2 separate regions of the Homo sapiens genome follow, and region 1 is linked to region 2. Evidence: chromatin contacts called from ENCODE Hi-C or POLR2A ChIA-PET data. All regions are on one chromosome and are shown on one strand. The core of a region is the stretch at or near the end of the contact, and the rest is flanking DNA. Distances in the headings are between cores, read along the strand shown.

Region 1 (4,450 bases), core at 52-2,551, 110 kb before region 2:
AGCCACTGTGACTGGCTAATTTTTGTATTTTTAGTAGAGACAGGGTTTCCCATGTTGGCCAGGCTGGTCTCGAACTCCTGACCTCCAAGCGATCCACCTGCCTTGGCCCCTAAAGTGCTGGGATTACAGGTGTGAGCCACCGCGCCTGGCCTTTTTCTTTAGACAGGGTCTCACTCTGTCACGCAGCTGGAGTGCAGTGGTGCAATCTCAGCCTCAACCTCCTGGGCTCAAGCAATCCTCCCACCTCAGCTTCTTGAGTAGCTGGGGCTACAGGCGTGCACTACCACACCCAGATTTTTTTTTTTTTTTTTTTTTTTTGTAGAGATGGGATCTCCCTATGTTACCTGTGCTGGTCTCGAACTCCTGGCCTCAAGCAATCCACCCTCTTTGGCCTCCCAGAATGCTGGGATTACAGGTATGAGGTACCTTGCCCAGGCCAGAAACTTGCTATTAATCTGTCTTGCCTCATCTACTGATTATTAATAATTTCTCTTGAAATGGCATTTTTAAAGCCTCACCAGTGGTCTGATTTTGCCTAACAATGCAATGGGACTCCAGCCCCCTATCTTTTGTATTTTGGGGCTTAAGGGTCTATCTCAGATATCTTCCAACATCTCTCTTATTGGTCATTGTTGCTTCATCCCTTAGCTAGGGCAGGAGGTAAGGCCCCATGGGATGGCCATCCATTACAGGTCATCCCCAGGAGATACTGAAATCCCACTGAAGTCGCCACTCAACTGCTAGGCAGAATCTAGGTTTGCAAGAGTGTGCTCATAGCAAAGCCATCAATGATTTAGAGATGAGTATCGGTTACAGCTCAGTGGGACACTGGGAGCAGAACGAGTGTCTAACAGGAGATCAGGTTCTATATAGCCACACTATGAGGAAGGCTTAGGCCTCCCAAGAGTTGACTAGAACAGCTGAAGCCTGTGCTATGAGCCGGCCACAGACCTAAGGAAAAAGGTCTTCATGTTCTCCAAGAGCTTGCCAGGCCCGTCCACTCAATTCATCCTGACAAGAGCTTCAGTTACAGAATGACTTTCTCCAGCAGTGAGGCAGGAAGCCTGCCCGCTCACGTACCCACATCCAACACCCGCTCCCAGTAGGAGCCTGCTGCTTATATAGAGAAGCTTTGCAGTGATTCCTTTCTCCTTGCACCTGGGCTTGGCTGTGTTGATCCACGACTCCCCCACCTAGTCTGTGAGCCACAGGCCTTGCTCCTGTTGCTTGAGAAAATACCTTCCAGGCTGGTGTGTGCTCTGAAGCACAGTGAGTCACAGGCCTTCTCATACGATCTGGCCTGGATGCTTCCAGAAGTTCGTATTCCCAGGTGAGATGGAAGCCAGCAAGCACATGGGGCTCAGTTTTCTGAGATTCTCATTTGGCTTTTGGCCTTAAGTCCTGAATTGCAAGTCACAGCAGCTGAATCCAACTTCCTCAGTTGCTGAGTGTCTCAGAGGTGCCATCCGTAATGTTCCTGTGAGTCCACATGAAACCGTAGACTTCAGAGAAGGCAGCCAGCCAGGACTGGTTTCAAGTGCCTTCCACATTCTTCCTCTTGAAGAGTTCTCCGGAAGCTGCAGAGCTTAGTTTTTCTTATCCAAAAATCTTCTGGCATTTTTTATTTGTAATAATTCCAAACCCACTCAACATTATTATAACAACTGAGATTGGGGAGAGAGAGTGGGGGGAAAGGATTGGTTACACGAATAAGGGCATACTCACTCCTAGGTGCTGATTTTCAAGGGGATGTGAATTTGATGGCCCTTGTTTGAGCTCTCAGGGAGTGTTGATTTCTTGCCTAAAACCTCCACAGTTTTTCTTTCTTTCTTTTTTTCTTTTCTTTTTTTTTTTTTTTTTTTTTTTTTTTTTTTGAGACAGAGTCTCACTCTGTCGCCCAGGCTGCAGTGCAGCAGCACAATCATGGCTCACTGCAGCCCTGACTACCCAGGCTCATGTGATCCCCCACCTTAGCCTCCCGAGTAGCTGGAACTATAGGTGTGTGCCACCATGCCCAGCTAATTTTTTGTATTTTTTTTTGTAGACACAGGGGTCTCGCCATGTTGCCCAGGGTGGACTCGAGTGATCCACCCGCCTTGGACTCCCTAAGTGCTGATATTACAGGTGTGAGCCACCACACCTGGCTGCGTTTCTATTGTTAATCAGGGTGGCTGATTTGGATGATGGAGGTGTAGGATTTGGGGTTGCCAGGGGCAGGGTAGGATGGTGCCTGAGGTCCAGTTCCAGTGCTGTGTTCCAGCAGGAGACTGGGAAGGGCCTGGCAGCAGCTAAGCTTATGCCTTTCAAACAAGGGCACTGCAGAGCTCCCTGCTACAGCCAGCACAAGGCCCAGAGGTGGGTTTCCACGTTCTCCACATGTCCTACTCTCCGTGCTGCAACCAGGAAGAGACAGAAATCACCCAGGGACAGAGCAGGCAGGCAGACCCTTGAGGTCAACTAGCCTAGCCCCTCAGCCAGCAGATGATGCAAGTAAGGCCCCAAGGTAAATGAGGGACATTGGGATGGTTCTAGAGCCTGGTGCCTCCTGCTTCCAACCCAAGGCTCTCTTAGTTTCCAGCTCCTGAGTGGGATGAGAAATAAGACAGCATCTGCCAGGCCAGAATCTAGAACTTTCTCCATCTCAGAGTCCCCGGGTTCTTATCGCTAACTTCTGTCACGAGTGTTTGCAACAAGAATCAGACCAATAATACCAGGTAGAATCTAAATTGCCTGGGCACCAGGTGCTAGAGCAGTTGCTGGTGAGCCTGTTAGAATAGGCATTTCCTATGAGTCCTACAAGACATGAATTTTCCTTACAGAAACACATGGAGAGTTACTTCAAGGGCGATGTAGAAGAAAAAACACATTTGCACAAGGGCCATGGTCATTTCCTTCTGCAGTAACTTACACACAGGCCTCTCCCCCGGGAGCTGAGCAATGCAATTATCCAGAGATCTGCCTCTCACAAATCTGCTCAGCCCTTCATTATAGGGAGGCAGAATTCAGCCACCGATTCCAGAAACCGTTTTCCAAGAATAACAGCATATCTGGCCTAATATATTATTCTTTTCACTTTTCCTACTTATGTTACTTGCTGGTAACATAAGGAGGCTGGGCATTGCCTTTTATCCATACCTATTACTTAGGCCTGGCCAAGCCCCTTCTCTGGAAGTCTCAGCTCTAGGAGAAGTTCACACACTTAGTTCTTAGAACTGGTGAGAAAGGTTGACAATGGCAGGGAAGTATGAATGAGGAGAAACTCACACACTCCCTACAGTAGGAATGCAAACTGTAACTCCAGCAATACCAAGGGGTGGGATCACAAAGACTTGGTCTAACCTGGGCCTCAGTACACCTTCTCCCAAGGCCCTGGTGGCTCCTCAAGTATAGAGAACCATGCCTGAGAGATTACAGGGAGAAATCTTGTGATTATTTCACTCAAGTATATATTGACAAGGTGGGCGGATCACCTGAGGTCAGGAGTCCGAGACCAGTCTGGCCAACATGGTAAAACCCTGTCTCCACTAAAAATTAAAAAAAAAAAAAAAAAAAATTAGCTGAGCATGCTGGTGCATGCCTGTAATCCCAGCTACTTGGGAGACTGAGGCAGAAGATCACTTGAACCCAGGAGGCGGAGGTTGCAGTGAGCTGAGGCTGTGTCACTCCATACCAGCTTGGGCAACAGAGCGAGACTCTGTCTCAAAAAAAAAAAAAATGTATACATGGAGTTTTTATCTTTATGGACCCCTTCCCATGTTTTTTTTAAGTTGATACCAAGTGATTAGATATTGTATATAGCACTGAAATTTGGCAAGGAAATCTCTCCCTTAGTCAAAACCTCCATTTTAATTCCCCCCAAACCAGTTCTAAAAGTTTTTGGTTTTTTTTTTGGTTTTTTTGGTTTTTTTTTTTGGTTGAGAGATAGACTTCTCTGAGAATCAGATGAAAGCTTAGGTCTCTCTAGAAAAAAATGCACACATACACTGTGGTCAGCAGCCTCTATGATGGCTTGCAATGGTCCTTTGGCATTCACATCCTCGTGTAATCCCTTCCCCTTAAATGTAAACTGGACCTAGTGACTTGTTTCTAATGAATGGGATGCAGCAAAAGTAATGAGATTGGTTTACAAAAAGACTCTGGCTTCCTTATGTGTGTCCCACAATTTAAAAAAAAAAAAGACTGGCTGGGCACAATGGCTCACACCTGTAAGTCCAGAACTTTGGAAGGCCAAGGTGGGTGGGGTGGATTTATTGAGCCCAGGAGTTTGAGACCAGCCTGGGCAACATGGTGAAACCCCATCTCTACAAAAAATTAAAAAAAATTAGCTGGGCATGGTGGCATGCATCTGTAGTCCCAGCTACTTGGGAGGCTGAAGCAGGAGAATGCCTTGAACCCAGGAGACAGAGGTTGCGGTGAGCCGAGACCGTGCCACTGCACTCCAGCCTGGGCA
Region 2 (4,834 bases), core at 803-3,302:
GAGGCTTTGAAGTGGGAGCCGCCTCTGAGCACGGCTTGGGGTTCCTGCCTCCCTTGGTAAAGTTCAGACTTGTCCAGATCTGTTTGTAGCCAGAGGTTACTGTTTCTGGTGGAAAAGGCTCAAGTTTGGGTTAATAATACATTATGAGGAAGAGCAGGAGTAAACCTGGGGAGGGCGGGGGCGGCGGGGGGGAGCGGCGGCAACGAATGAGTTCCTCCCAGCCTTGGTGTGAGAAGTAGCTTTCTGATTTGGCCTTCATGGTTCAGGAGTATCATTTTCTCTCTTACGGTCACTGGCTTCCATTTTATAATAATGCTCGTTGCATCTCAGAGCATATTCTCCTTGGTGAAGAACATCTTTAAGTAAATGTATCAATCAATGAAAATTAAAAGTGCTCAGCTAAGCCCTAGCAATGCCTTCAGGACTTGATGGTTACCAGTTTAAGGAAAGTCTTGAAAATGGCAGGAAATTCAATTGTAGTTGAGTTTGCACATTAAAAAAATTGCTCTCCTAGTTTCAGAGTTAAATATTCAGCCAGCCCACAGAAATTGGAAGTCACAGTTATAGACGGGTCACAGTCTGTTCATGTTGATAGTCTGTTAACAAAATGTAGAAGAGTCTGCAAGCAGGTATTCAAAATAACAGCTCCTCATAGCCAGCCATGTCAACGTGGTTTACAAACAACAGTGGAGAAAGTCTCAACAAACCCTCTGAGGGTGATAACTGTAATGATGGTTCGTATCTTTGCCCTATGTAATTTTATGGGAATTGAGAGTCTAGCCAAATAATAAGTTCCAGCCCTTTTTATCTGCCCAGTTCCCAGCACACTCCCGAGGTGTCTGAGGCACTTCTCAACCCAACCTCTTAAAGCAGATTGTAACAATAACAACGGTAATGACAAGTTCCCGAGCTGCACAGTTCCCTTCATTTAAGGAGCGCTGGGAGCTTCAAAAAAACACTCATTAATGGAATCTGACAAAGCTTGCAAGATGGGAAGTCTCTCCCATTTCCAGTTTTCTGGTGGAAAAGTGGGGACTGAGTCCCAGAGGGGTGTCAGTCTCTCTCAAGGGGCTTGAGGGGGTAGGGGGTTTGGGAGTCCTGGGCTACCATTATTCCATGAAATTCGAGAGTCAAGAGTCCCGGGTTCTGGACGCCCCCTTCCCCGGCGTGCTATTTACCAAGTCGCTTCCCATTTCTGGGCCCCAGTTCCCTTAATAGAAGGAAGGGTTGGGCCAAATGGTCTCCAAGATCTCTGCGGTCAACCCTGTCTTTGCCCCCTCACCTCGCGGTTGGGGGTTTCTCCCGCTTCAGAGTTCGGTTAGACTTGTAGTAGAACCGGGTCGGGGGTGGGAGTGGCGTCGAGGGGTTGGAGTGTTGCGGATGCGGGAAGGAGGATGCCTGATGGGGTCCTGGACAAACTGGTGTTTCACGAGTACCGTCCTATGGGAAGCAGGTCTGGGGAGACCAGGTGAGGCTCTAGGACGAGCTCGGAGCCCCAAATCCCCCTGCTGCCTGCAGCGAAACAATGCGAGTAATGTGCCTTCCCCGCCCAGCCCGGGAGCTGCGCGGATAGGAGCGTCCGCGGGTGCGGGATGGCAGCGGGGAGGCGGATATCGCGGCGGGAGGGCTCCGCGCGGCTTTTGCCCATAGGCGGCGGGTCAGGTGGCCGCGCGCAAGAAGGCCTGGGGCTCAGACATGGGCTTCGGGACAAGTCCCAGGCCGTCCCGTTCCCCAGAACCTGGGCCCTTCAGCCCGGAGTAGTTGGCCTTCCCTTTGTGGTTGGGGGGCGGTGGGCTGGCTCCCCGCCTCCGAGGAGGAGGGGAGGAAGGAGGAGCCGGGTGGGGCGTGTCACGCGAAGGAGCGCCGGGCGCCCGGTGCGGCCCCCTAGGAAGTGGATTTGGCCGCTCCGGATCCAACCCGGCTTCCAGGTTTTCTCCCGGCCCGGCCCAGCGTGCTCCCGCCTGTCTCCGGCCCCCCCACGACGCCCGCCCCCTCCCCCCGAGTGCCGCCCGCTTGGCCAAGTTTGCGGAGCGTCGCCGCGCACGCCGGCCAGTCAATCAGCGGCAGAGCTGAGAAGGGCACAGCCGCGCGGCGGAGGGCAGAGTCAGCCGAGCCGAGTCCAGCCGGACGAGCGGACCAGCGCAGGGCAGCCCAAGCAGCGCGCAGCGAACGCCCGCCGCCGCCCACACCCTCTGCGGTCCCCGCGGCGCCTGCCACCCTTCCCTCCTTCCCCGCGTCCCCGCCTCGCCGGCCAGTCAGCTTGCCGGGTTCGCTGCCCCGCGAAACCCCGAGGTCACCAGCCCGCGCCTCTGCTTCCCTGGGCCGCGCGCCGCCTCCACGCCCTCCTTCTCCCCTGGCCCGGCGCCTGGCACCGGGGACCGTTGCCTGACGCGAGGCCCAGCTCTACTTTTCGCCCCGCGTCTCCTCCGCCTGCTCGCCTCTTCCACCAACTCCAACTCCTTCTCCCTCCAGCTCCACTCGCTAGTCCCCGACTCCGCCAGCCCTCGGCCCGCTGCCGTAGCGCCGCTTCCCGTCCGGTCCCAAAGGTGGGAACGCGTCCGCCCCGGCCCGCACCATGGCACGGTTCGGCTTGCCCGCGCTTCTCTGCACCCTGGCAGTGCTCAGCGCCGCGCTGCTGGCTGCCGAGCTCAAGTCGAAAAGTTGCTCGGAAGTGCGACGTCTTTACGTGTCCAAAGGCTTCAACAAGAACGATGCCCCCCTCCACGAGATCAACGGTAGGTGGGCACACCCGGGAGGTGGGCGCAGAGACCGACACTTCGGGAAGGGAGGCTGCAACTCCCTTCCCCCGCCCCGCCGCCCCCTGCGCCGGACGCAGGTACACTAGAGGGAGAAATGGGCAGTCGAGAGGGCAGGAGCGAGCGAGCGAGAGAGCCAGGCAGCCCGGGCGCAGGACGTTCCCCGCGGGCGCAGCGCTCCCCCCTTCCCAGCACTGCGAGCGGAGGGGCGCCGCCGGGTTGCCCAGTGCGACTGTCGCGCTCCGCTCCCCGCCTCCGCTCCTCCTCTCCCCCCTGCATTATTCGCCGTCCCGGGAAGCCCCTGAGGACTGTGGCCCTCAAAGTGCGTGTCACCGGCTACTTCTCCTTTTCCGGGTTGAACTCCTTATAGGACGCCCCGCTTTGTTGTATGGGTGAGGAGAGGCCGGGTGGGGGTGGGGGTCGCCAGTGGGGTGTGGTGGAGGGAAACGTCCCGGAGCTTGCTAGATTCTGGGGGTCGCAAAACGTGGAACTTGAATTGATGTTTCATTGATGTTCTTTTAAAACTCTCTCCCCGCCTCTCTTGCACCGCTGACAAGGATTAGGAGTTTTAGTAGCCGCAACCGCTTCAGAAGTCGCCTTTAAAAAGCAAACGACTACCCCCACTCTCCACCCCTCCAAACCCTGACTTTTGGGAACTCTCCTACTTTCCGGAAGGTATCAGACCAGAGGAGTATTTTTCCCCTCTTTCTTTTTTCTTACCTCATTTTAAGGGTTAATTGCACTTTCAATTACAGACCTTTGAAAGGACTGATTACAGGAAACCTGAATCTCAGTTTGGAGATGGTTATGCAAATAGAGACGGCTTAGCCTGTGAGAAAGTTCACCGGATTTTGGCGCCGGTGGGGTGGGATGGGGGGTGTATGGGGGTATTTGTGAAAGCCCCTCTCGGAGCGCTGGGGAGGCAGCGTTCGGCGGGTGCCCTGCGTCCCTCCCAGCGAAGCTGGCGGCGGTGTCCGGCCGGGTCCCCTCCGGGTCGCACTGTCTTCTTAGCAGCGGCCAACTGTTGCGCGCAGCCCCGCCGGCCGCGCAGGTAGCCCGTTCGCCCTGGGGGCTCAGAAAGCACCACGAATCTAGCTGGCTGGTGGCCAGCGTAATCTAACGGAGGAGTGAGAGATTCGAGCCCGGGGGGGGGGCTGAGCCTCCACTCCGAACCTTTCATGGAAGTGAGTGGAGCGCGCCTTTGCCTTGCCGTGCTGGTCTCCGGGTGGGGCGGGCAGGGGGCCGGCAGCCAGCAAAGGAAATACTGTAATTTCAACCAGGCGCTTCCAAAGGCTTAGGAAGATTTGGGGGTCATTTTTTGGAAGGGCTATTAATAACCTTGGAGATTAAGTGCAGTCATCAATTACATATTAATTACAAAGGTAATTGAGGGAAGTTGCTGGGCACTTTTGGAGTGTAACTGGCGTCTGTCTAGAAATAGAAGCGAAGAAATTGTTGGAGCAGCCCAGGCGCCCACTGCACCTTGGCAGTTACCAAATAACATGCTCACTACTGATTAGACACTGTTTGCCCTTCAGCTGCCTGTCTTTTGGGGAGCTCAAGTATGTCCTCAAAGCGGCACGATTTTATTGGTTGTAGAGCCCTGAAAAGCCCTCTTTCTTTCCCTTCCTCCTGCCCCGCCAGAAAAAAAATGAAGTGAACCACCAGCCGCTGAAGCTTGGGGACTCTGCAGGTCAAACCTGGGGTCTTTGTGCCCTGCACAGTTTAGGCCTGGGCACAGCGGAGATGATTGGCGTGAAGGTTACAGTTGTCATTCCCACATTTTGAAGGGGTAGATGCAGCTCTGCACTTAATGGGAATGTGACAAGGTTTCATCTTCTGCTCATGCAAACAATATGTGCCTTTGATATTGACTGCAGGCATTCAGCGAGTGGGGTTGTGAAACTGCCCTCCCCAGTTTCCCCAACTTTGCTCTGTGCAGTCTTTCGCTGTGGCAGGGCATCTTCCCCAGCCAGCATCTCAGGAAAAAGGAAGCTTGAAGGGTGCTCAGAGACTCTGTGCTAGGTGTTCCCTTTGATTGTCATCATCCCCAGAAATCACCTGAGGGATATTTTGCG

What was found. A loop is a pair of places that touch in the nucleus more often than their neighbours do. ChIA-PET counts read pairs that join two places held with the same protein, here RNA polymerase II (POLR2A). Pooled maps may share reads with other maps.
Region 1: a map of psoas muscle shows a loop between it and region 2 (2.1-fold over the local background). The contact joins the enhancer-like site here to the promoter of GPC4 in region 2. A Hi-C loop is called at or near these places in 2 of 168 maps with a recorded cell type or tissue (both psoas muscle) and 2 of 50 pooled maps. POLR2A ChIA-PET finds 5 or more read pairs at or near these places in 2 of 52 experiments (H1 and WTC11).

Annotation. Positions count from the first base shown.
Region 1 is chrX:133,520,227-133,524,676 of GRCh38, reverse strand. No RefSeq gene overlaps it. Among named protein-coding and RNA genes, the nearest start is that of GPC4, 110 kb to the right of the region's middle. Within about 2 kb of position 1,301, at least 4 of the 41 ENCODE cell types and tissues checked have a DNase peak (open chromatin) inside an H3K27ac peak, as active enhancers do; they include psoas muscle, where a contact is called at or near this core.
Region 2 is chrX:133,412,707-133,417,540 of GRCh38, reverse strand. It overlaps GPC4 (glypican 4), which reads left to right and starts at 2,052. Exons shown (of 9, transcript NM_001448.3): 1 at 2,052-2,735. The coding sequence starts at 2,576. RefSeq lists enhancers at 1-190, 1,313-1,813.